Linked DNA regions of Homo sapiens: region 1 is linked to region 2. Evidence: read pairs that join two places in POLR2A ChIA-PET (ENCODE). Cell type or tissue: CD4-positive, alpha-beta T cell. All regions are shown on one strand. Links, peaks and the distances in the headings refer to the core of each region. The heading gives the core; the rest is flanking DNA.

Region 1 (12,455 bases), core at 330-8,329, 67 kb after region 2:
GCAGGTGGATTAAGAGGTCAGGAGTTCGAGAGCAGCCTGGCCAACATAGTGAAATCCCGTCTCTACTACAAATACAAAAAAAAATTAGCCAGGCGTGGTGGTGGGCGCCTGTAATCCCAGCTACTCGAGAGGCTGAGGCAGGAGAATCTCTTGAACCCAGGAGGTGGAGGTTGCAGTGAGCTGAGATCACGCCACTGCACTCCAGCCCAGGCGACAGTGTGAGACTCCGTCTCAAAAAAAAAAAAAAAAAAAAGAGTCTGTATTCTATGTACCCTACCAGGCCAATAATAGTATTAATAATGTAATCATTGTAATAATAATGATATCATTTATTCAGTGGTTAGTTTGTATCAGGCAATGTGCTAAGTGCTGTACTTTACATACCATATGGCATTTAATTGTCTCAACAATCTTATGCATTAGATAATAATATATTATCCATATCTTATAGATGAGAAGCAGAAGCTAAGAGATTAAACCACTTACCCACAGTCACAAGAGGCAAAAGCCTTTTACTTTGAATAGGTTATATTAGGGGGATGATCAAGGTCTTTTGTTATACCCAAATTATATTTTAATATTTAATATATTTTTAAGATTCCAGATACCCTCTCAGGATTTTGACACATCATATTCCTTTCCCTATCCCACCCAAATTTTAAATCTCTGCTTTAAAATGTAACATAACATAGTCAAAGCGGCTCTGTTGGTAACATGCTAAGATTTTATCAAGCACAAAACTGAGCCAACAGCATATGGTCGCGGTGGTTAGGTAAATCAAGAAACTCCTAATAGTAAGCCAAAATGCCATGCTACCATTTTATCTTGTCATAAGGATCAATCCCGCTCCAGAATGGAGGTTCAGACTAAAGAAGATAGGAAGGAGTGAAAGGAAAATGTCCATATTCTTCAGAGAGATCTCAGATGGGAATGGGCTGCTATGCTAGTTGTATATTCCTGGGACTGGTTCTAAGTAAAGCCCAAGGGGAGAATTCCATGTCCTGTTTCTGATTGGACCTCCCAGTGACCAGGAATTTATCCATCCTGAGGTAGAGTTGGAAGTTTCTCTTGACCAAACTAGTCCAGAGGTCAAAAGGTGTGGCGAGCTCTGCACATTTGCGACTCAATTTCTCTATGACCCTTGGCCTTGTCATCTCCACCAGAGCAACAGAGTAGAATTCAGGGGGGCTCAGGCCTCACTCCCAGACCTCGGACCACATGCTGGCACCCCAAGGCTTTCTCACAACGCCAGAGGCAAGAATGCAGAGAATTCATCATGATAAATTGCACAAGTGTTGCAATTAAAAGTGGTTTTATATTCACAGAAAGAGCCAAAATACCAAATGATACAACTGTAGCCCCTGTATATTGTATACTGATACATCATTGTCTGTGCTGTCTAGCATAATAAATAGCATCATATCTAATAGTTACCAAACGTAGAAAAATATTGTATGGATCTTTTGGCATTGACACTGCTGAACTCTGGTGCCTCTACCTTTTATAGCTAGCTTTGTGTGTGTGGTGCAAAGTCAGGGGGAGGGGTTCACCAATTTACAGCTTTATTATAAAGCTGTAAGTGATGCCAATGCATTTATCCCTCTCTTCTTTTAAATCTTAAAACCTGGGGAATGTGTATTAATGTGAATTATTTTACTTTGCATTTTTAAGCACCAATAATAAACCAAGCTTTCTATGTACACTTTATTTTTCTTAGCATCTGGACAAAATATTTAAACACAGAGAACTGCAGCAGAAGCTGGTGGATGCAAAGCTTGAGCAGGCCCAAGAAATGATGAAGGAAGCGGAGGAGCGACACAAACGAGAAAAGGAATATGTATTTATCATTTTAGTCGTTGTGCATATCTGGTCTACCTCAGTGTCAGAGACACTCTGAGCAAGTTGTTTTGTATTTATTTATTTATTTATTTATTTGAGACAGAGTCTCGTTCTGTCATTCAGGCTGAAATGCAGTGGCGTGATCTCAGCTCACTGCAACCTCAGCCTCCAGGATTCCAGCGATTCTCCTGCCTCCCCAAGTAGCTGGGATTACAGGTGCCCACTACCACAACAGGCTACTTGTTTTGTATTTTTAGTAGAGACAGGGTTTCACCATGTTGGCCAGGCTGGTCTTGAACTCCTGACCTCAGGTGATCCGCCTTCCTCGGCCTCCCAAAGTGCTGGGATTACAGGTGTGAACCATCGCGCCTGGACGCAAGTTGTTTTTATAATGGTCAAAGAGCACTAGACTGATGGAGAAAGAGCCCCAGCTTCTATGGAGAACTAAATTAGCCAGCCCAGTCTGAGGCACTATGTCTACACTACTTTCTACATAAAATAGTCATTCATCTATTCCACACATATTTTTCAAGTGCCTGTTATCTACTAAGCACCGTGTTAGGTGCGGGGACATAGCCGTGAACAAGACAGAGAAGGGGCATCTCCCACTATGGAGATTAGAGTCTAACTGGAAAGAGACAAGCAATAGACAAGCAAACAGGGAAGGGTCATTTCAGACAATAATCACCACTACTAAGGAAGTAAGGAGAAACTGAGAAGGGGCCAAAGAAGGGGACGTACTTTAGATTGAGTGACCAGGAAGGCCTCCTGGAGGGGCGAATGCTTGAGCTAAGCCCTGCCAGATGAGGAGCTGCTACTTGGAGCATCGTCTCCAGCATCTGCAGCAGCAACAAACGCCCTAATGCTGGAACCAATTTGGTGTGCTCCAGAAACAGGAAAAGGTCAGGGAAGCAAGAGCATGGGGGAGAGGTTCAAAATGAAGTTGGAGAGGTAAGCAGGTGCCAAACTGTGTAGCTTTGTAGGGCTTAAAAAGTTATTTGGATTTCATTCTAAATACAATGGGAAAGTACTGGGTGCTTCTGCAAAGGAAGTGATGGCATGATCTGCTCTGCATTTTCTAAGATTAATTTGGCTCCTGGATGGAAAATAGACTGCAGAGGGACAAGAGAGCAAGAAGACAGGAGGCTACTATAGCAATCAGATGAAATATGATGATGACTTGGTTTAGGGATATGGCAGCAGAGAAGAGGGGTGGAGATGGATGAAAGTTGTTTTCAATGTGAAATCAACAGACAGTGCTACAGACCTGAAGCTGGTGACAAAGAGAAAAGGAGAAAGTCAAGGATGACTCCTAAGTTTTGGGCTGAGGAAACTGAGTGGTGGTGTTTATTGATATCTCATTAACCCCAAGCACTCCCCAAAAAGCTGTAGGGTCATTCTACAGATGAGAGAATTGAGGCTCCAAGAAGATACGCAACTTGTTAAGGTTGCACACTGCTGACTGAGCAAGATGTGTTTTGATCTTATGTGCGTCTGTTCCCAAAGCCCACACTCTCTGTGACGGTGCATCACACTCAGACGTGTGTTTCAGAGGTATGAGTTGACGCATGTATCTGTTGCTGGGGTGAGAGAGAGGTAAAACATGGTCCATGGACCACTTATTCAAATTTGGCCATGTCACATTTTGATCTTGAGATTTTCATTTACCTAAAATCAGACCAGAATCAATTCAGTTGATTAGAATAGTAATTTTAAAATAAATTTTCAAACATGGCAACAAAAAGACAAATTTTGAGCAACATAATCTGGTGGACATTGGATAATTTCAAATCAGAAGTCCATGTTCTCTTAAGAAAAAGATTAATTTATGAAATCCATCTACAACCTAGCTCTGAAAGCAAGAAATAAAACATTCAATTATTATTCACAATCCAAGAGAATAGAAATTCCACCATTGGTGTAATTACCTTCTTGGGTAAAATATGCTTCCCATAGTATATTGGTACTTTGCTGTATAACACGAGACATGAAAGAGAAAGAACAAGACAAAGATGCACATGAGAGACATTGGAGAGCAGATTTGAGACGACCCAGCCTTAGCAAGAAACTAGCACCTGTTTTGGTTCAGCAAAACAGATTTGAGTCAAAGAGAGGGAGCTCATCTCACTTCTTCGAAGCTAGCCACCTACCTGGCTTGCAGCTGGGGCACCTCCTTTTGGAAGCGATGAGATATCAAGTCACCCAGGCAGAATAGGCAGCCACCAGCCTCCCTCGAGGTTGGGGGTCACCAATCACAACAAAGCTGCATAGCCAGCTCACAAGAAGCAGGCACAGTGCCACCACTCCCCTCAGATGGCCAGAGGGGACACTGTAGGGCTTCTACTCCACAGCTGCCCCAGTCCTCTCATAGGACCATTTGGTTGCACTTCTATGAGAATCAATCTTCATTGCACCCTGGGAGGCATAGAGGAACAAATGCAACCCATTTTACAAATGGAGAGGCTGGGTCATGGGAAAAAGACAAACTTAGATGAGGAAAAAGAAGCTTTCCAGTTTTTAAAAGTAATGATTTTATTGTTAGTTTTTTTGGTTCTGATTATATAATACATAGACCTCGTGGACTTTTTTTTACAATAGGGATAAACTAAAAGTGGGAAATTTTAATCAGCTTATCTTCAAATACAAGAGAAACTTCTTAATTGATAGCCTCCAGACTGACTAGCCAGATTGATCTCTGCGTTCACTGTTTTCTCTGTAAAACGCACTGACCGATGCCCACAGCATGCTGACTTGCAGGTCTACCCAGCCACTCTCTGGAAGGGCTACAAAATTTGCCCCAGTTTAGTAAGGTGGAGCTTACCAAGAATCAGCTCTTTGCACAAACCTTTTCTTTCCAATTGCACTTGCTTTTGTGTAAATCAACAGGATGTTACATAAACTGATGAAATATAAGTATGAAAACAAAAAACTGTTTGTGCAAATTATGCTTAGTGCTTTGAAAGACCAAATGCAAGCAAATGGCAAAAAACAACTGTCAAACTAGATATGAGTAGCTATAAAAGACTGGGGGGAAGTGGAAAACTCTAGAGAATTATCCAGACAAGCTGCTTCATAAGTATTTTTAGGTTCTAGCACTATCGCTAAACACACACACACACAAGCCTAACAACCTAGAAATCTTACATGGCACACTGTGGATGTGATTTTTAAAAATAATAATAAAAACCAAACAAAAAACCCTCTGAACTCTAATCAGAAGATCCATACCCAAAACAAAGACCACAGCCCTACCTCAAAATTGATAAATAGGCATTCATCTTAAGTTAAAATTACAAGCTTATATATGAATGTGTCATTGTATGCCCAAATCCCCTTTCCAATTTAACCCATCAGCTCTCAGGGGCCAGGATTTAGACCAATAGGTCAAACTTCTAACCCATACTTCTCAAAATGTAATCCACAGGCCACCGATATCCAGACCATTTTGGGTATTTTCTTGAAGCATAGAATTCAGTCACACTCTGTACTTCCTAAATCATATTATCTGAGAGGCATCTGCATTTTTAATATGTTCCGTAGGAGATTCTGATGCATGTTAGAAGCTCTGTGTCAGGAATCAGGGACAAAGACCAAGGACATACATAGTTCTTATTGTATCAAGTGTGCTATGGTGGAGAACAGTGGTCTAGGAGAATGATTCTGGATGTACTCTAAAGAAACAGTTGTTGGCCGGGCACGGCGGCTCACGCCTATGATCCCAGCACTTTGGGAGGCCGAGGCGGGCAGATCACGAGGTCAGGAGTTGGAGGCCAGCCTGGCCAACATGGCAAAACCCCGTCTCTAGTAAAAATACAAAAATTAGCTGGGCATGGTGGCAGGTGTCTGTAATTCCAGTTACTGAGAAGGCTGAGGCAGGAAAATTGCTTGAACCCAGGAGGCGGAGGTTGCAGGGAGCTGAGGTCACACCACTGCATTCCAGCCTGGGCGACAAAAGAGAAACTCCGTCTCAAAGAAAAAAAAGAAAAAAGAAAAGAAACAGTTGCTAACAAAAGTGCACCAAGTGGGGATGTTCTGGAGAGGTTCCAGCAGAGGCTGAATGATTGTTGGCCAAGATTACTAGAGAAGGTTCCAGAATGTGGTGGGAAGTTGAATTTTTTGTGATTCATACTTGAGCTAGAGACTATTTTTTTTATTAAAACCACTAGTTTATAGTTGAGAATCCAACTTTTTTAGACCAATTATTTTCTTAGCTTTCTTTTTCTTTATTTTTTTAGAAATGGAGTCTCACTCTATTGCCCAGGCTAGAGTGCAGCAGTGCCATCATAGCTCATTGCAACCTGGGATTCCTGGGCTCAAGTGATCCTCCTGCCTCAGCCTCTCGAGTTGCTGGGACTGCGGGCATGCACCACCACCCCTGACTAATTTTGGTTTTTTTTTTTTTTCAGTGACAAGGTCTCCCTATATAGCCCAGGCTGTTCTCAAACTCCTGGCTTCCAGCAATCCTCCCAGCTCAGCCACCCAAAGTGCTGGGATTATAGGCATGAGCCACCATGCTGGGCCTGGTTTTTTAAGCTTTCTTAGATTCTTTTCAAAGTTCCAAAAAATTACTTAAGGAGGTTAATGAGCAGGTTGCTAAGTTTTGTAGACAAATTACAGCCAAATAGTAATCTAAAAGGCAAATCTGACCATCTTTCCACACACTCTCTCTTCTCATAGTTGCTGAACCAGGCAGCAGAGTGGAAACTTCAGGCGAAAGTGCTGAAGGAGCAAGAGACAGTCCTGCAGGCTCAGGTGAGGCCAGGTGGACGAGGCATGGGGGTGCTGTCCTCACTGTCCCCAGATAAAAAGGCTGGGGCCAAAGGTGGGCAGCAGAAGTCCTCCTATGTGGCAGGGGATGGGGGGATGGGAATTGGAAATGAAGAACAACTTCACATTTATTCATATTTTCAAGTAAAAATAAAAGCACAATATTATATCTATGAAAAAGAAATGTTCTGCGCCGGCAACATCCAGTCAAAGGTTTGTTGACAGACAATGGATGACAGTACAGTGGTCAAGAGAGTCAGCCAGTGTCCAGGTTCCCATCTAGCACTTCTTATTTCCACCGTACTTCCCCTCTCATTGCCCTGTTAAGGTAAGAAGAAAACGTAAACTGCTCAGATGCACCATCTATGACTGGCGATTCTTAAGATGTCCTCATGTCTTGATATTATTTATCATAAAAAGAAAATGAGGCCGGGCGCAGTGGCTCACACCTGTAACGTCAGCACTTTGGGAGGCCCAGGCGGGCGGATCGCCTGAGGTCAGGAGTTCGAGACCAGCCTGACCAACATGGTGAAACCCCGTCTCTATTAAAAAATATATAAACATTAGCCAGGCGTGGTAGCATGTGCCTGTAATCCCAGCTACCCAGGAGGCTGAGGCAGGAGAGTCACTGGAACTCAGGAGGCGGAGGCTGCAGTGAGCCGAGATCACATCACTGCACTCCAGCCTGGGCGACAGAGTGAGACTCCATCTGTTTAGAAAGAAAAGAAAAGAAAATGAGAAAAATAGTCACCACTCAAGTTTCTATGCCATCAGAGGTTGGCCTTGTCAGTGGTGAATGGATACAAGTGTCAGGCAAGTCAGGAACCATTTTGGTTTGGCTGCGTGACAACTTTTATGTGCTTCTGTTAGACTCTGGGGGTTCCTATTTCAGACTCAAAAAAAGGGGGGACCATTCTGGACATTTATGCCACAGCTGACTCTGGAAGAAAGCCAGACCTACCCATCTTACCCCTACCTGGGGCTCTGCCTGTCCTAAATAATGGTCCCTGTGGGTTCCAGGAGTACCATCCTGCCACAGGCCACAGACTTCCACTGCCCTGGGAAACACCCAAGTGCTAAAGGGACTGTGAGGTCACAGGGAGAAATTCACCGAAGGCAAGGAAATCAGAAACCTTCCAAGCTGGGCAGCATTAATTTAAGATTTGTAAATGTTTATATGCTGACAGCTGAGTACTTGTTCACTGTAAACACACACACACACACACACACACAAATCGTGTTCATTGTAAAAGAAAAAAGCAAATAAGAAATTTAAAATCACAGATTATACTACTGCACAGACAAAAATACAGGGAACATTTTCATATCTAGCCTTCTTAAAGTATATTTCTGCAATGCATATATAGCAAAGCAATAATAAATTATTTTCTCCAGTATGAACTACTCTCTGATAATAAAGAAGAATTGTCTTAATACACTAGATACATAGAAGTTAGAACCATAATGTGTCTGAAGCAAAGGGCCCAGAGTTACAAACTCAAGATCATCCTTTAGGCAGTCACGGAACTCATCACATCATGGTGTAGGGTGGGTGGCTGACTGCTGGCTGTCTAGCAGAAGGAAAGGGGGTGTGACCTCAAGGAATCAAGCCAAGGCCTCTAATTCTATCTGTGCCTCATTCACCACACAGAGCCTTGAGGGGAACAATAAATAATACTTGAAGCTGTGCACTGTTCACATCATCTGCTACATGCAATCTCTACTCCTCCATGCAAAATGAAGACAATCAACTTGAGCAGAGTAGATTACATTGTTAAACTGTGGGCTACAGAGTGATTCACTCAGCTGGCATCAGAATCGAGGCCTTTAATGACCTGTACAATACAAATATTAAAGTTTTGATCTAATTTCCCCCTTATACCCCCTCAAACTTAAAAAACCATCAACCAGGGGTTCTAGATTTGCTATTGTTCCTCATTCATCCCTGAGTCAAGGCACCAGGTCAGAGTCCTGGCTCTTTTACCGAGAAGCTGTGTGACCCTGTGTAACCCACCTAAACCTCTATGGAACTAAATTTCCTTGTCTGCAAAATGAAAATGCTATAATGAATCAATGACCCCAGCCTGGAGTCGTGCAACCCCTGAGAGGCCTATGACTTTTCAGCGTTTCCAAAACATCAGCACATAAGGTAGCAGCTACTATCTAAAATGTAGTTGTTTCTGGTATTACTTCACCTCTTGCTCAGCAACTGTGGATGGAAATTATGCCTATGTTTAAGTTTTTAAAAGGAAAATCAGTTAATGCATATGTAATATATGTAGTTGGTTTTCAAATCATGCATCCAAAGCATTTTGCTCAGTGTCTGGCCCAAAATAAGCATAATTAATTCAACCAATATTTACTGAGCATCTACTAAGTGCTAGGCATGGTTCTAGGTTTGGCGATATAATCATCAATAAGAGAGAGAAAAATCTCTGCTTGACTATTAATTAGTGTATGAACTAGTAGTATTATTTCATAGGTAAGGATTTCATATAAGGAAATATGGAAATATGAGAAGGAAATATGAGACAACAGGAGTTTTTTGTTTGTTTTTGAGACGGTGTCTCACTCTGTTGCCCAGGCTGGAGTGCAGTGGCATGATGTCAGCTCACTGCAAGCTCCACCTCCCGGGGTTCACGCCATTCTCCTGCCTCAGCCTCCCGAGTAGCCGGGACTACAGGCACCTGCCACCACACCCGGCTAATTTTTTGTATTTTTAGTAGAGACAGGGTTTCACCGTGTTAGCCAGGATGGTCTTGATCTCCTGGCCTCGTGATCAGCCCACCTCGGCCTCCCAAAGTGCTGGGATTCCAGGCGTGAGCCACTGCGCCCGGCCCAACAGGAGTCTTAAGTTGCAAAAAAGTTGAAGAACCGCTGGAAAAGATGATCTCAAGATGCTATTCAGCTGTAGTTCATGAGCATAGAGAACTTCCAGAGCTGAAGAAGTGTGGCCCTAAGCTAAGTTGACCCCGCCTTGTCCATTGCCTGCAGTGTTCCACAGTGCAGGCAGCCTCACTAATTGCAAGAACCCTCCTTTGTCTTTCTTTTTTGTCTCCAAGTTACCTTTGAAATTCCAATAATTACTTAAGCCTCAAGAATAAAATAGAGGTCCTGAATCCCTATGCGTAATCATGTTTAAACAAGCTCCTCATTAAAAAGTATCAACATTATATTTCTAAAACTTCTAAACTTTGAAAACAAACTCTATCACAGATTCTTTTGCATAACACTCCAACACTTCCTTTGGTTTTACGCTGCCTTTAAAGGGGTGGGAGTAGCAGGAGGCCAAGGCCAAGGCCCCATTTCTAAGGTCTGGGCAACAGAATTATCAAGGACAGATTGTGTTATTTTCCTAGAGAAGTCACTTTTCAGTCATAAGACAACTGCTGGCCAATTGGGGGCAGGCTTCTCACTTAGGGAAGCGATGTCTGGCTTTCAATTATACAAGCCAAGGCAACAGAATAAATGTCAGAGATGATCAATGGGATACAATTGTCACTACAAAATCGAGTGTTCATTGGATCAACAAGGATGAAGACAGTAGCAGATGTGGGAAGTCAGCAATATCTGATGTGGACGCAAAATACTACCCAAGGGGAAAGATGAGTGGGTAAATTGTGGAAAGCATGTAATCAGAGTCTTTAAAGTCTGAAGTCCTCCCCATACCTCTACAGGGTGAGAGGAGAGCACTGCTGCACCTGTTCTTGTCATAGGACTTAACTCCCAAACCAAATCTCACAGGTTCACCAAGATGATTCCTGGACACAGTTGTTTCCCATGTCTATGAGTGTCTGTAATTAAAATTTGGTGCTCAGTGAAAAGACTGTGTTTGTCACTTGGCCCATTTAAAAGTGAAATATTGAGGCAATTTTTGTTGTTGTTCTAATCATAGAAGAGTTTGTTTCTATTTCTGCCTCTGGCAGGGGAAATGCTGTGCATGACCTCTGGATGTCCTTCCCTGGCTCTGTGAAATACCAAAGTGAGACTGGGAATATGACACATGAAACCAAACATGTATCCTGTCAGCACGATAGTGAGAGGGAAGACGCTACCAAACAAATATCCATTTAGTAAACAAGAAGCACAAACATTTAGTAAGTAGGAGAGTGTTAGAGTTATCTGAGAAATCCATAGTTTTTGCCACCAGACAGAGAGGTCAAATAGGAAGAAAAGCAAAATGTTAGACTGGTCACTGGAAGGAAGAAATAGGGAATTGTTGTTTAATGTGTATAAAGTTTCCATTTTGCAAGATGGAAAAAGTTCCAGAGATTGGTTGCACCACACTGGAAATATACTTAGCAATTCTGAACTATACACTTAAAAATGGTTAGGATGGTAACTTTTGTGCTATGTGTATTTTACTACAATTAATTTTTTTAATAGAAAGCAAAAATGAAAACCATAACTAGAAAAAGCACAGAAGAGCTGGTGATGAATCAAGACACTACTTCTCAGAACTCTGGGTGTGTCTGTCTTCTCCATGCTCATGAGCCAGCAACAAGAAAACATAAGAAAAGGAAACAAAATCTGCCCAATTAATACACCACAAAGAACATTCTGCCTTTTTCTTTTTTAAAGCCTTTACTTTGAGACATAATGAAAAAATATAACAGGTACACATGGAAAAGTAAGACATGGTGACAGCCTTACCCAGTTAAGTGAAGACAATCAAACCTGAGGGCTTTTAATGCCTGTTAGCTCATGTTGAGGCTGAAGTCCTGGGGGTGGTTGTTCTTGCTGATTCCAGCAAGGCTGCATCTGTGAGATGGACCAGACATGTGCTCACTCCTGCCCCGTCTGTCTGCAGCCTGCAACTACAGGGCTGCAAGAGGGATCGGGAGGACCAGCTGAGGAGACCACAGTGTCTGAGGCCTCTATGTAACTCTGCTAGAGTTACTGATAAGTTGGAAAAAGAATGGGGAGAAATTAAGGAAAAAAGTTAACAAAAGAGGCCGGGCTGAGAATACAAATGAAAAGATTTTGTGATAGAAGGTGACCAGGATCTGCTGGGGGTAGTTGTTCCCACCCTAGGCCAATGGATGATGTACAGGATAGGTAGCCAGTCCCCAGGAGCTAACCCTAGGGCACAGTGTCTCAGACCAAGAGGTCTGACCCATTTGTGGGCCCTGAAATTAATTCTGGCCCACAGTGGATTCCAGCCAGTATTTTGAAAAAAAAAAAAAAAAAAGAAAGAAAGAAAGAAAGAAAAAACACAGTTGAACAGAATATGTCAGAGTGCATTGCACATGATTGGCTGGGTACAGTGGCTCATGCCTGTAATCCCAACACTTTGGGATGTTGAGGCAGGAGGATTGCTTGAAGCCAGGCGTTTGAGACCAGCCTGTGTTAAAAAAAAAAAAAAAAAAAAGCCAGACATGGGGCATGTGCCTGTAGTCCTAGCAACTCTGGAGGCTGATGCAGGAGGATCCCTTAAGCCCAGGAGGTTGAGGCTGCAGTGAGCTAGGATCACACAATTGCACTCCAGCCTGGGTGACAGAATCAGACTGTCTCTTAAAAGAAAGAAAAAAAAAACCACAGTAAACATTGTCTTATGCACCATGCGTGTGTGTGTGAGAGACAGAGTGTGTGTGTCTCTCTGTGTGTGTAAAACCCTAGAGCCCCTTCTTGGCCATGAATTCCTTGATGCCCCTTTACTCTGTCTTCTTTAATCTGTGTGTCAAGGAATCATGAGAAACAAATTTCGGTTCTGTCACATACAGTACTAATGAGAGAATTCAAAATGATAATCAGCTGTCATTTGGCTTTTCTTTGGATAATCTGTATTCTACCGAAATGATTTATGTTATTGCTGTCTACTGCAGTAAAATCTCTACTACTCCAAATTA
Region 2 (12,455 bases), core at 3,095-11,094:
GCTATTTTACTCAACTTTGCAGGCTTACAACAATCTCTCCTTATTGTATAGCTCCAAGGACTCTTCCCACGCAATAATTTATTTGAACAAACATTTATAGCTGGATGATGGTATCTACTCAGTCACCTGAAAAGGAATGGAGACTCAAGAGAGAATCTTCTGCCTGCAGTTCTTTAGAAACTATCCTGAGTAGCAAATCTCAATCCCGATCAACTGTTTGCTCTCTTTAATGTCTTAGGCATAGTTTCTTCAAATTGAACTCTGTGTAGAATCAATCTTATCCACAAAAAATAACTCTGTTGTTCCTCTAAGTTACAAATGCATACATTGGCTCTCTCCTCCTTTGAAAGTGTAGGACAGATTTCAGACTTCAGGTCTGGATTTCTCAATCTTTTACAAGGGGGAAAAAAACACAAAACACAACCATCTGACCACTGGACACTGTTTTATTTTTCCTTTCAGTCTCACGAAGTAGTCAAATTAATGTCATAATCATGTTGGTATTCACACATTTTTCCTGTGTTTTTTCCCATGTGTGGGATCTTGGTATAGAAACCAGCTTTTGAATTTTTTTTTTTCCAGCCAGTATCTAACATTCTGGCAGAATGAGAATGAATGAGTGACATTGTGACAGACAGAGTTTTAATTTTAAATGTTTTAGAACTTGAGTATATTTTAGTCTTTTCAACTTATATGTGTATATGTGCATGTGTAAAAGATATTATTCAGATCTTAGTTAAACATAAGTATTCTTCCTTCTGAATAGGAAGATGTTTTAGTTAGATATTTAGTTAGATATATATTGGTTGCATGTAACAGAAAAATGAACCTAAATTGGCCTAAACAAAAATGATATTTCTCCAAACATGGCTGGATCGAGGGCTCAAAAGCTGTCATCAAGCTGTCTTTTTACTCAGACTTCCCCTGTGCCGCTCTCTGTCTTTGGCTCTTCATGGAAGCAAAATAGGGCAGCTGCACTAGGCATTCCATTCCATGAGGCTTCTTGTTCAGCTGGGAAGCAGACCTTTTCCCAGAAATCAGCGAATGTCAGCATACCTGCTTGACTCAGATTGGGTGGCTGGACAATGTCTGAACCAATCAGAGAATGCAACGTAGAGATTGGTTCCACAAATTCCTGTTACCATAATGATGCACGGATGATAGGAAGCCAGAAAAACTACCTTCTTCTATGAAAAGTCCATTACAGGATGTAAGAGTTATCTTTCATTTTTTGACATACTTGTATTAAAATCTATGAGGGCAGTTGGAAAGCAGCTGCACTCATTATCTACTTATGGTCTGAAGATTCACCTTAGGATAAGCTATACTAAAATACTTTGAGACATATTTCAAATCTACAGAGACAATAAATTAAAAACTCCACTTAACAGGTCAGTTTATGGTGTAGGTATTGGTATATTTTGCAAATAATTCTCAGAATGTAATTATAACCAAAATTAGATTTGAGTAATACCCTACTTAACCCAGAAACTCAATTTGGAAACTTGAGTAGGAGGCATAGGGGAAATAACTTTTTCTGCTTTATTTTAGTTCTATTACTATACATGATGTTTGATAAGGACATGTTGACCTCTACTTGTCCCTTTTCTTAATAAACTTTGCCTTTCTTTTAGCTTAGTTCACCAGAAAGCAACATGTACTTATTATCTTAACTCTTCCCTGAAATGCCTTCGTGGAAGTTTAATATTATCCTCTCAGAATCCATCAAAGGTTAATGCAGGAAATGGCCATTCATAGACCTTTTTAAAAATTTTACCTTACTTTAAGCATGTGCAGAATGTGCAGGTTTGTTACATAGGTATACACGTGCCATAGTGGTTTGCTACACCTATCAACCTGTCATCTAGGTTTTAAGCCCTGCATGCATTAGGTATTTGTCCTAATGCTCTCCCTCCCCTCACCCCCAAACCCCCAACAGGCTCTGGTGTGTGTTTTTCCCTTTCTGTGCCCATGTGTTCTCATTTATCAACTCCCATTTATGAGTGAGAACATGCGGTGTTTGGTTTTCTGTTCCTGTGTTAGTGTACTGAGAATGATGGCTTCCAGCTTCATCCATGTCCTCGGAAAGGATATGATTTCATTCTTTTTTATGGCTGCATAGTATTCCATGGTGCATATGTGCCACATTTTCCTTATCCTTGTAGACCTTTTTGCACCAACCTAATATCTTCCATAAAACAAAATTTAAAGGTACTGCTTACTGCGCTATCAACTCCTTCTCTGCTCTGTATGAATCCCTACAAGGAATTCCTCCTGGAACAGAATTCCTACCTGGCACACAATGTTTGGAATACTGAGGGGTTTTGTTTGTTGTTTGTATGTTTCTTTTATAATATTTAACGGGACCTCTAGAACCCATTCTGTTTCCTTTTTGGTCTTGTCTACGAGGAAATTAAAATATATAGCTATATTGCTAAATTTATGTTAAATCTAAATCATATTTACATATAAATTACACTAATGATTCAACATCAGATTTTTTTTTTTTGAGACAGAGTCTGGCTCTGTTGCCCAGGCTAGAGTGTAGTGGAGTGATCTTGGCTCACTGCAACCTCCGCCTCCCCCATTCAAGCAATTCTGCCTCAGCCTCCCAAGTAGCTGGGAATACAGGTGACCACCACCACACCTGGCTAATTTCTTGTATTTTTCTTTTTTTTTTCCTTTTTTTTTTTTTTTTTTTTTGAGATAGGGTCTTGCTCTGTCACCAGACTGGCATGCAGTAGCGTGATCTCAGCTCACCACAACCTCTGAATCCCTGGTTCAAGCGATTCTCCCGCCTCAGCCTCCTGAGTTGCTGGGATTACAGGCACGCACCACCATTCCCAGCTAATTTTTATATTTTTAGTAGAGACAGGGTTTCACCATGTTGGCCAGGATAGTCTCAATCTTCTGACCTCATGATCAGCCCGCCTCAGCCTCCCAAAGTGCTGGGATTACAGGCATGAGCCACTGTGCCTGGCCTCAACATTAGAGTTCTGTAGTAATCGATTTTCTTCTCTTAAAAGCCTAACTATTGCCTTAATCTTTATATGAACTTATTTGTCTGATGTTTGAAAAATGTCTTAGTATGATAGTGGCCTCAAATTTTACTTGGAAGTAAAGGTATAATAATAAATTTTAAATATACATTAACTTCTGAATTTACACATAAAGTTGAAGAAAAGTTATGTACACAAATTTTTTATTGCTAAAGTGAAAAGTGTTGTGGAAATGGAGAGTACTGTGAAGGTTCACAAACCATAAAGCGTATGTTTAAACATTTTTCTTTTTTCTTTTTTCTTTTTCTTTTTTTTGAGATGGAGTCTTGCTCTGTCGCCCAGGCTGAAGTGCAGTGGTGCCATCTCGGCTCACTGCAAGCTCCGCCTCCTGGGTTCACGCCATTCTCCTGCCTCAGCCTCCTGAGTAGCTGGGACTACAGGCGCCCGCCACCACACCCGGCTAATTTCTTTTTGTATTTTTAGTAGAGACGGGGTTTCACTGTGTTAGCCAGGATGGTCTCGATCTCCCGACCTCGTGATCCGCCGGCCTTGGCCTCCCAAAGTGCTGAGATTACAGGCGTGAGCCACCGCACCCAGCTGGTTTAAACTTTTTTCTAAAAACTGATGAGGAAACACGACTCCCAATTAAGTAGTAATTAATAATAAGTGAGATAACCTGAAATGAAATACCACACTATCTCTTGATGTTGGTACTCTAAATTTTGCTCCAATGTATTCATTGCTTAATTTATATTGTGTCTATACTGCCATCCAAACAAAAAACAAAAAAACAAAACAACAACAACAACAAAACCACTTTTAACACACATTGAGCTGTTAGGTCATTTATTCATTCTATTTATTCAGTCACTAATTCATTCATTCAACAGATATTTATTGAGCACCCACTAGGTGTTAGGCACTAAATTTTCAACCCTATTCTTATGAAACTAACAGCCAAATGAAGGAGACAGGCATCAAATAAACGAAAAAGTCAGCTAACTATATAGTGATAAAATAATAAGTGCTATGCAGAATTCAAAAACAGAGTGTTAGGGGAACACGGGAGATCACTGATATCAGAGCATCAGAGAAAGCAACTCTGAGGAATTTGACATTTAGGCTGAATTCTGAAAGAATGATGAGAGTTAGCCAAAATAAGGAGGTCAAGAGAGAGAAACTTCCAAGCTGAGGAAAAAGTCGGAAGAGCCAGAGGCAAGAAAGAGGCTGGCACATTTAAGGAACTGAAAGGCCAGTATGGCTGGAGCTTGAAGAGTGAGGGGGAGGTGGCAGAAGCATGGTCCAGAAATGAACACCTGTTTAAACCGCCAGATCAGTCAAATAAAGCCAACAGCGGGGCAGACAGTATAGGGGCTGAAAAGGTTAACAAGAAAAAAGCATAACAAATGTGTTTTTTTGTTTTTTGAGACAGAGTCTCACTCTGTCGCCTAGGCCAGAGTGCAGTGGCACGATCTCGGCTCACTACAACCTCCACCTCCCAGGTTCAAGCAATTCTCCTGCCTCAGCCTCCCAAGTAGCTGGGACTACAGGCGCACACCACCACGCCCAGCTAATTTTTGTATTTTTAGTAGAGACAGGGTTTCACCATGTTGGCCAGGATGTTCTCGATCTCTTGACCTTGTGATCCGCCCCGCTTGGCCTCCCAAAGTGCTGAGATTACAGGCGTGAGCCACCACGCCCGTCCAACAAATGTGTTTGATCACAGTTTTAGGTAACATGAGAGCCTTTGGAATGAAGACCCAAAAATACAGGGGAAAATATCAATTTTTATGCTTAGGTTAAACAAAGAATGGACAGCTATGTAGAAATGTGATCGGGCCAAAGGTTTTCCCCCAAGGACTAACGTGATAGACTGAGGAGGAAACCCAGGAAGTGTGGGCTCATATTCTTGGCTTCTCTGTGTGCCATTCCTTTCTCCAGGAATGGGGGCAGGACCCCTCTGGAATGAGGGTCTTAATTTGTTTATGGCCAGCTATTACACAGAAAGCTGGGAGAAGGTTAGAGTAACATTTTTGGTCTTTATGCTTGCTTTGGGGAAAGGGAGTTCTGGTTTCTATGACCCACCATGGGGGAGAGAAATTCTAGTTTCTTCTAGTTTCTATGACTTGCCTCAGGGGACTATAAAGGATGAGAGACAGGAGGGCAGGAGAAGGTCAGAGAGAAACTTTGCTTCTGAGGCCTTCGTTCTGGGGTATAATTTTCTGAGCCCCAACAAGAGCAACAGATATGGTGAAGCAATTACCCTTAGACTCTCACTGTTAAACTATTGCATGAGAAATTAATATATGTGCATATGGTGCTGATTTTTTTAAAAGTGCATTTTATTGTGAGAAAAAAATACATGACTGCTTGCTGCTAATTTATGGTGAGTTATTCCCTCATCAGTCAACAATCATTTATTGAGCACCTGCTTGGTACTGGTGCTGGGTATACAAAGATGAATAGGAGAGACACCTCTTTTGCCTTCATGCAACCTAAAGTCTAGGTTAGATGAAGACAAACAAGCAGGCAAACACCTGGGACTTATTCACAGCTCAGCAGTAGTGGAGGCAGCCGTTCCACAGAGGAAGGAGGGGAGTAACCAATGGCAGACAGTGGCCACAGCAGTGTGGGTAAAGCAGCTGTGAAGAATGAGCAGGAATCCAAGACCCCATAGCACAGGAAATATTCCCCAGCCAAGAGACACAGACCCAGGCTGACCCCCCTCACTATTTAGCCAGGTGTCAGGGAGGAGCTGTTTTGGTGTTACCATGTCAGGGTTGTCAGGAGCAATTCTGTCCTAATTCTTGATTATCCAGGGATGATTGATTTCATTTCCCTCATAAAATGAAGGCACTACTGACTTGGAGAAACATGCAGCTTTAGAGGTTGGGTTTTTAAAAGAAAACGATTTATGTTTTCTAACTAGAATGTAAAATATTTGACAAATGTCAAATTATTTGACTCTATGTTTGCATTTGAGAAAAATTGCAGCCATCAGCAGGCATAAAATTAACACCCCTTGAAAAATGAGGAAGTAACTATTACAGTTAGTAAATTGTTTCCCTCTCTGACCACAGAAGCAGAGGCTGGCAACAAATTTGATTTACAGAGTAAATATAATTCCTACAGTTGGGCTGAGCCTGTTGTTTTCTTAAAGGAAATATATTTTAGGTTGCTCTATGAAAAACACACATTAGCATTTTTCAGAACATTAGGAACCAAACACAGTATCATAAAAACATAGAAAAAAAGGAACTAATTTTATCTTCTAGTCACAGATGATGTTCAGAATCAAAATGACATGTGACTAATAGTCAGATATCAAATTAGTGGAGCTCTGCTCTTAACCACATATTACTCCATATCTGTTTCTTTATGGCAGCAAAAGACAAGACTCCAGCAGTGGTTCAGCTGTATAATGGGAATATGAATATTCCAGAACTTTCTGTATGCCAGGTGATTGAGAACAACAGTCTCTTAATATTACCTGGCTTTTAAAAGTATTGGCATACATTTGAACTAAAGATTTTTTTAAAAAATAAAATCTGTCCAGGTGCAGTGGCTCACGCCTGTAATCCCAGCACTTTGGGAGGCCGAGGTGGGAGGATCACGAGGTCAGGAGATTGAGACCATCCTAGCTAACATGGTGAAACCCCGTCTCTACTAAAAATACAAAAAATTAGCCAGGCGTGGTGGCACGTGCCTGTAGTCCCAGCTACTTGGGAGGCTGAGGCAGGAGAATGGCATGAACCCAGGAGGCGGAGCTTGCAGTGAGCCAAGGTGGTGCCACTGCACTCGAGCCTGGGTGACAGAGCAAGACTCCGTCCCCCCCAAAAAATAAATAAATAAAAAATGAAATAAAAGGTAATCTCTTAAAAAAAATTATTCTGCATTCAAGTTAAAACCATTGAATGTAGTCCCACGGGCCCTTGTCCTGGGAAAGCCACTGTTCAATCAGCAGCTGTTTATGGGAGATTGAACAGGGAGAAAAAACTAACAAAAATTCCTGCCCCCATGCAACATACAGGAGAGAGGAGAAGACACAGAATAAACAAGGAAATAAAACTTTCCTTTCCAGAAACAATAACAGACCAAAAAAAAAAAAAAAAAAAACGGGGGGATTTTGTAAAATGTCATCCTGAACTAGTCACAGTTAAAAAAAAAAATTAAATGAAAAAAATATATATGTATGTATATATATATACACACACATTGAATACACTCCACAAAAGAGGAGGCTCCTCTCTGTCCCCAGAGCTTGGAAGGAAGCTAGAAGCTTCCGGCAGAAGATTCTGAAAACAAAGCTAAGCTCAAGCATTAATGGGCTGCATGTTTAACATTTGGTGCTAGAATAAGGTAGTCAAAGATGGGAATCATAAAACAATGTCAGTATCCCAGAACACTTTTCCAAGTCAAAGTGGAGTTGAAACAGTTAAACAGACAGTCATCTGAATAAACAGGAACCTGTTTCTATGGCGATGACAATGGGGGAGGGGCGTGACTCCTATCTACCTTCCCTGCGCAAAGCTTCTGGGGGCGTGTTTTGCTTTATGGGACCCTTTCCAAACCCTGACCACAGCAGAAAGGACGGGGATGAGCACTGACTGGAGCAATCTGTTGACTGTCCCCTGTTGTAAACCACAGCTGCCTAATTTTGAGAAACAGGGGCCGAGCCATCAGATGTAGGGGAATGGAAGCTGATGCCAACGGAAGCCCGGAGGTAAACTAGGGCCCCGGAAAAACGAAGAGGAAACAGAAATTATGAGTAAGCAGCGGAAGTTGGTAAGTAAGCCTAGAGAAGACAATGCAGCAGATGTACAGAGAGAAACCACGTGCCTCGTGATTCTTGGTGACTTTCCTGCTTGTCCCCAGCCCAGGTCCACATGTTTCTTTATTATTATATAAGTAAATAAAAAAACTAAACAAGCCTGGGCGCGGTGGCTCACGCCTGTAATCCCAGCACTCTGGGAGGCCGAGGCGGGCGGATCACGAGGTCAGGAGATCGAGACCATCCTGGCTAATACTGTGAAACCCCCGTCTCTACTAAAAATACAAAAAATTAGCTGGGCGTGGTGGCACGCACCTGTAGTCCCAGTTACTCGGGAGGCTGAGGCAGGAGAATTGCTTGAACTCGGGAGGCGGAGATTGCAGTGAGCCTTGATCATGCCATTGCACTCCAGCCTAGGCGACAGAGCGAGACTCCGTTTCAAAAAAAAAAAAAAAAAACTAAACAAATTCTTTTTCTTGGGGTCACTATAATACATCTCTAGAGGTTTCTTGCAAACAAAAGAGCCCAAACCACACACTGAGCCCCATCCCTTCTTCATCTCGTGCAATGTCAACACCAACAAAATGATTTCCTATGTATTTAAGGAAGGATAATCATAGTCACTGGTCCAAAATGAAACTTCTTACTGAAATGACAATTGAAATTATTCCTAGTCAGTTCACAGAAATGCTAGTTTCTTATTTTAAAATGAGGACAGATCCAAAAGAGATAAAGGGATTTAGGGAAATGGACATTTAGAAAATTGATAGCCCCATGGGCCTCTGTCCTGGGGAAGCCACTATTCAATTAGCATCTGTTTATGGGGGATTCAACAGCAGGGAAAACCCAGCGAAAATGCCTGCCCCCATGCAACATACAGGCAAGAGGAGGAGACAAAGAATAAACACAGCAAATAAGTAAAATGTACAGAAAATGTGCAGTGTGTTTTTTCTACAGAAAAAGAAGGAACAAGGGGGATATAAAGCTGGGCTGGGGAGGCATCGATATTTTAGGGGAGTGGCCGGGAAGGCAGTTGTTACTAAGATAATTTGGATGAGAGGTGGTTGAACTCTGCACCGTATTGAGGATAGAACTAATGGGACTTTTGTGTTGGATCAGATGTGGGATGGAAAAGGAAGAGAGGAGTCAGGCATGAGTCCAAATTTTTGATCTGAGTAACTAAAGGATGGAGTTGCCATTTTCTATAATGGGGAAGACTGGAGGAGGAATTTCTTTAGAAGGGAGGTGGGGCCTAATGGGAGGTGTTTAGTTCATGAAGGCTCTGCTTTTATGAATGGATTAATAATGGATTAATGTCACTATGGAAAGGGCTGGCAGGAGTGGGTTCACTCTCTTCTGCTCTTCTGCCAGTGTGAGGACACAACACTTGTCCCCCCAACCCTTGCCCTTCTACCTTCTGCCATGTGAGGATGCAACAAGAAAGCCCTCATCAGATGCCAGGGTGTTGATCTTGATCTTCTCAGCCTCCAGGACGGTGTGAAATAAATGCCTGTTCTTTATAAATTACCCACTCTGTGGTATTCTGTTATAGCAGTGCAACCCAGCAGTGATAATGCCGAAGCAGAGATGTCAATAGGCTGTGAAGTCAGGCATGGTGGTGCACCTGTAGTCGCAGCTCAGAAGGATGAAGTGGGACGATTGCTGGAGGCCAGGAGTGCAAGGCTTTAATGTGCTATGATGGTGCCTGTGAATAGCTACTGCACTCCAGCCTGGGCAACATAGTAAAACTCTGCCTATCTTAAAAAAAAAAAAATTAATGAATCTGTAGTTCAAGAGAGTAGTCTGAGAGGCTGGGCGCAGTGGCTCATGCCTGTAATCCCAGCACTTTGGGAGACCGAGGCAGGCGGATCACGAGGTCAGGAGATCGAGACCATCCTGGCTAACACAATGAAACCCTGTCTCTACTAAAAATACAAAAAAATTAGCCAGGCGTGGTGGTGGGAAACTGTAGTCCCAGCTACTTGAGAGGTTGAGGCAGGAGAATGGTGTGAACCCGGGAGGTGGAGCTTGCAGTGGGCCAAGATTGTGCCACTGCACTCCAGCCTGGGCAACAGACTCCATCTCAAAAAAAAAAAAAAAAAAAAAAGAGAGAGTAGTCTGGGCTAGAGACATAAATGTAAAAGTTTTCAGAAGTCTCTGTATATGAAGTCTCCATAGATTAAAAAAAAAAAAAAAAAGGAGAGCTCAGTCATAGCCCATGTGGGCTGCTATAACAAAGTACCATAGACTGGGTATTTTATAAACAACTGAAATGTACTTCTTATAGTTCTGGAGGCCGGGAGACCCAAGATCAAGACATCAGCAGATTCAGTATCTGGTCAGAGCCCATTTTCTGATTCACAGATGGTGACTTCTCACTTTATCTTCATATGGTAGAAGGCACAAGGCAACTCTCTGGAGCCTCTTTTGTAAGGGCACGAATCCCATTCATGAAGGCTCTACCTTCATGACCCATTCACCTCCAAAAGGCCCCATCTCCTAATGCCATCATCTTGGGGGTTAGAATTACAACACCTGAATTTTGTAGGGGACACCAACATTCAGACAATAGCAAGGTCCAGTGACGGAACCCCGGGGCACTTCTACACTGACAGGCTAGTATCAGGATTCAATCCATTGGATAAGGTAGAAAACCCAAATAATAGTGTCTGAAAGAACATGGATGTCTGGAGGTGAGTATTTCAGGCCTAGCAAGCAGGTGCATGACATTAACAGGGATCTAGGTTCCTTTTACTTCTCTGCTGTGCTGTCCCAAGCCCATGGCTTTCATCTTCACAGTTGCCTTAGAGTGGAATATGGCCACTGTAGCTCTAACAAATACATCTGCTTCAGGTAAGAAGAAGGAGAAAGTGGGAAAGGGCAGAAGAGCTTTCTTAGAAGTGTTACCCAATGACTTGTGCCTATGTAGCATGGGAGAGATATAGACTCTGAAGTCACCTTGTTGAGTGAGAATCATGTCTGTACCAGTGCAGAGCTAGAAAGTCTTGAGCAAGTTGATAACTTGTCTCTGCCACAGATTTGTCTTTTGAAAATGGGAACAATCACACTGCTCACCTCTAGGTTGGTAAAAAAAAAAAATGAGATTATATGCTTAGAAAATTTTCTGCCTACAGAAAATTCCCCAAAAGTGGAGTTTTACAAATTAAGTAAATGATAATCGAAATAAAAAGGAACCCATTTGATTTCCAGTGTCTCGTCTCCAACCCAGTCCCATGAATTTGGATTTTTGGTGATGGTAATATTTTAGTGAAGGAAACTTGAGTTCACTGGCAACAGTTGTGTTCCTCTAGGACTGAAAATATCAACTCATAACGAGCTAGCAAGGAAGGCAATTGTCTCACTGATTTTGTAAATATTCCTTGTGGTTTCCAGAAATTATTTGGAAACAGAAACCTAAAGGAAGAATAGATTAGTGCTCAAAATCGATAATATGAGTAAGAATATAATGTAATTGTCTACTCCCAAATTGATGAATTAGGACCTATGTGTCATACAAAATTTTAGAAAACATATAGGCTTAGTCACCACTTAGAAGTTACTTAAGTAACTTTTATTTAAGGGAAAGAGAAGTTAGAAACCAGGCACTAATATTTATTTTAAAGAGTTAATAATTTAATACCACATTGGATTTTAATAACTTTAACAAATTATAATTTAAAACAAGATATAAAATACATATTCAATAACCACTACAAATTAAGAGATATTTCAGTTATTTATATATATATGGCCATAAGCTAAATATTTATAAAGTAGTAGAAATGTATTTTTAATAACTTTTTTTTTACTTTTTATCCACTTCACTATGCTGTGTATTGCTAATCCTTTCTAAATGTCTCATTTCCTGTTGTAATTGTTAAATACTATAAATAGTCATTTATTAATTCATGTGAAATACTCATTTAAAAGGATTTACTTGTTCTCATGTTGCTCCTTTTACTTATTTATTTTTTTAGAGACAGGGTCTCACTCTGCCACCCAGGCTGGAGTGCAGATGGCACAATCATGGCTCACTGTAGCTTTGACCTCCCAGGCTCAAGTGATCCTCCTGCCTCAGCCTCCCAAATAGCTGGTACACAGGTACATGCCACCATGCCCAGCTAATTTTTGAATTTTTTTTTGTAGAGATGGGTTCTCCCTATGTTGCCCAGGATGGTCTCAGACTTCTGAGCTCAGCCTCCCAAAGTGCTGGGGTGTGGTATAAACCACCACAGCTAGCCTTATATTGCTCCTTTAACAAAGGAGGTGTGGTCATGCCACTGCACTCCAACCTGAGTGACAGAATGAGACCCTGTCTCAAAAAAAAAAGAAAGAAAGGAAGGATGGGTGCAGTGGCTCACACCTATAATCCCAGAACTTGAGGAGGCCAAAGCAGGCAGATCGCTTGAGCTCAGGACTTTGAGACCAGCCTGAGCAACATGGCAAAACCACATCTCTGCAAAAAAAAAAAAAAAAAAATTTTAAAGGGAGAAAGACATTGGCTGGGTGTGGTGCTCATGCCTGTAATCCCAGCACTTTAGGAGGCCGAGGCGGGCAGATCACGAGGTCAGGAGTTCGAGACCAGCCTGGCCAACATGGTAAAACCCCGTCTCTACTGAAAATACAAAACATTAGCCGGGCATGATGGTGCGTGCCTGTAGTCCCAGCTACTTGGAGGGCTGAGG

Evidence for each region. ChIA-PET counts read pairs that join two places held together with the same protein. Peaks named below come from ENCODE experiments on the same cell type or tissue, not always from the same donor. Only the 100,000 strongest peaks of a DNase experiment are listed, where the experiment ranks them.
Region 1: POLR2A ChIA-PET joins it to region 2 with 11 read pairs; 7 of 35 experiments call an interaction of 5 or more read pairs at or near these places.

Annotation. Positions count from the first base shown.
Region 1 is chr6:139,249,700-139,262,154 of GRCh38, reverse strand. TXLNB (taxilin beta) reads left to right here. Exons shown (of 10, transcript NM_153235.4): 6 at 1,718-1,837; 7 at 6,517-6,591. Among named protein-coding and RNA genes, the nearest start is that of TXLNB, 36 kb to the left of the region's middle. RefSeq lists a silencer at 11,289-11,583. In CD4-positive, alpha-beta T cell, for the core only: no CTCF peak of the experiment used is centred there; no DNase peak of the experiment used is centred there; H3K27ac peaks cover 1,799 bases.
Region 2 is chr6:139,319,056-139,331,510 of GRCh38, reverse strand. It overlaps a transcript of TXLNB not described here. Among named protein-coding and RNA genes, the nearest start is that of TXLNB, 33 kb to the right of the region's middle. In CD4-positive, alpha-beta T cell, for the core only: no CTCF peak of the experiment used is centred there; DNase peaks (open chromatin) are centred at 7,510 and 7,740; H3K4me3 peaks cover 823 bases; H3K27ac peaks cover 2,752 bases.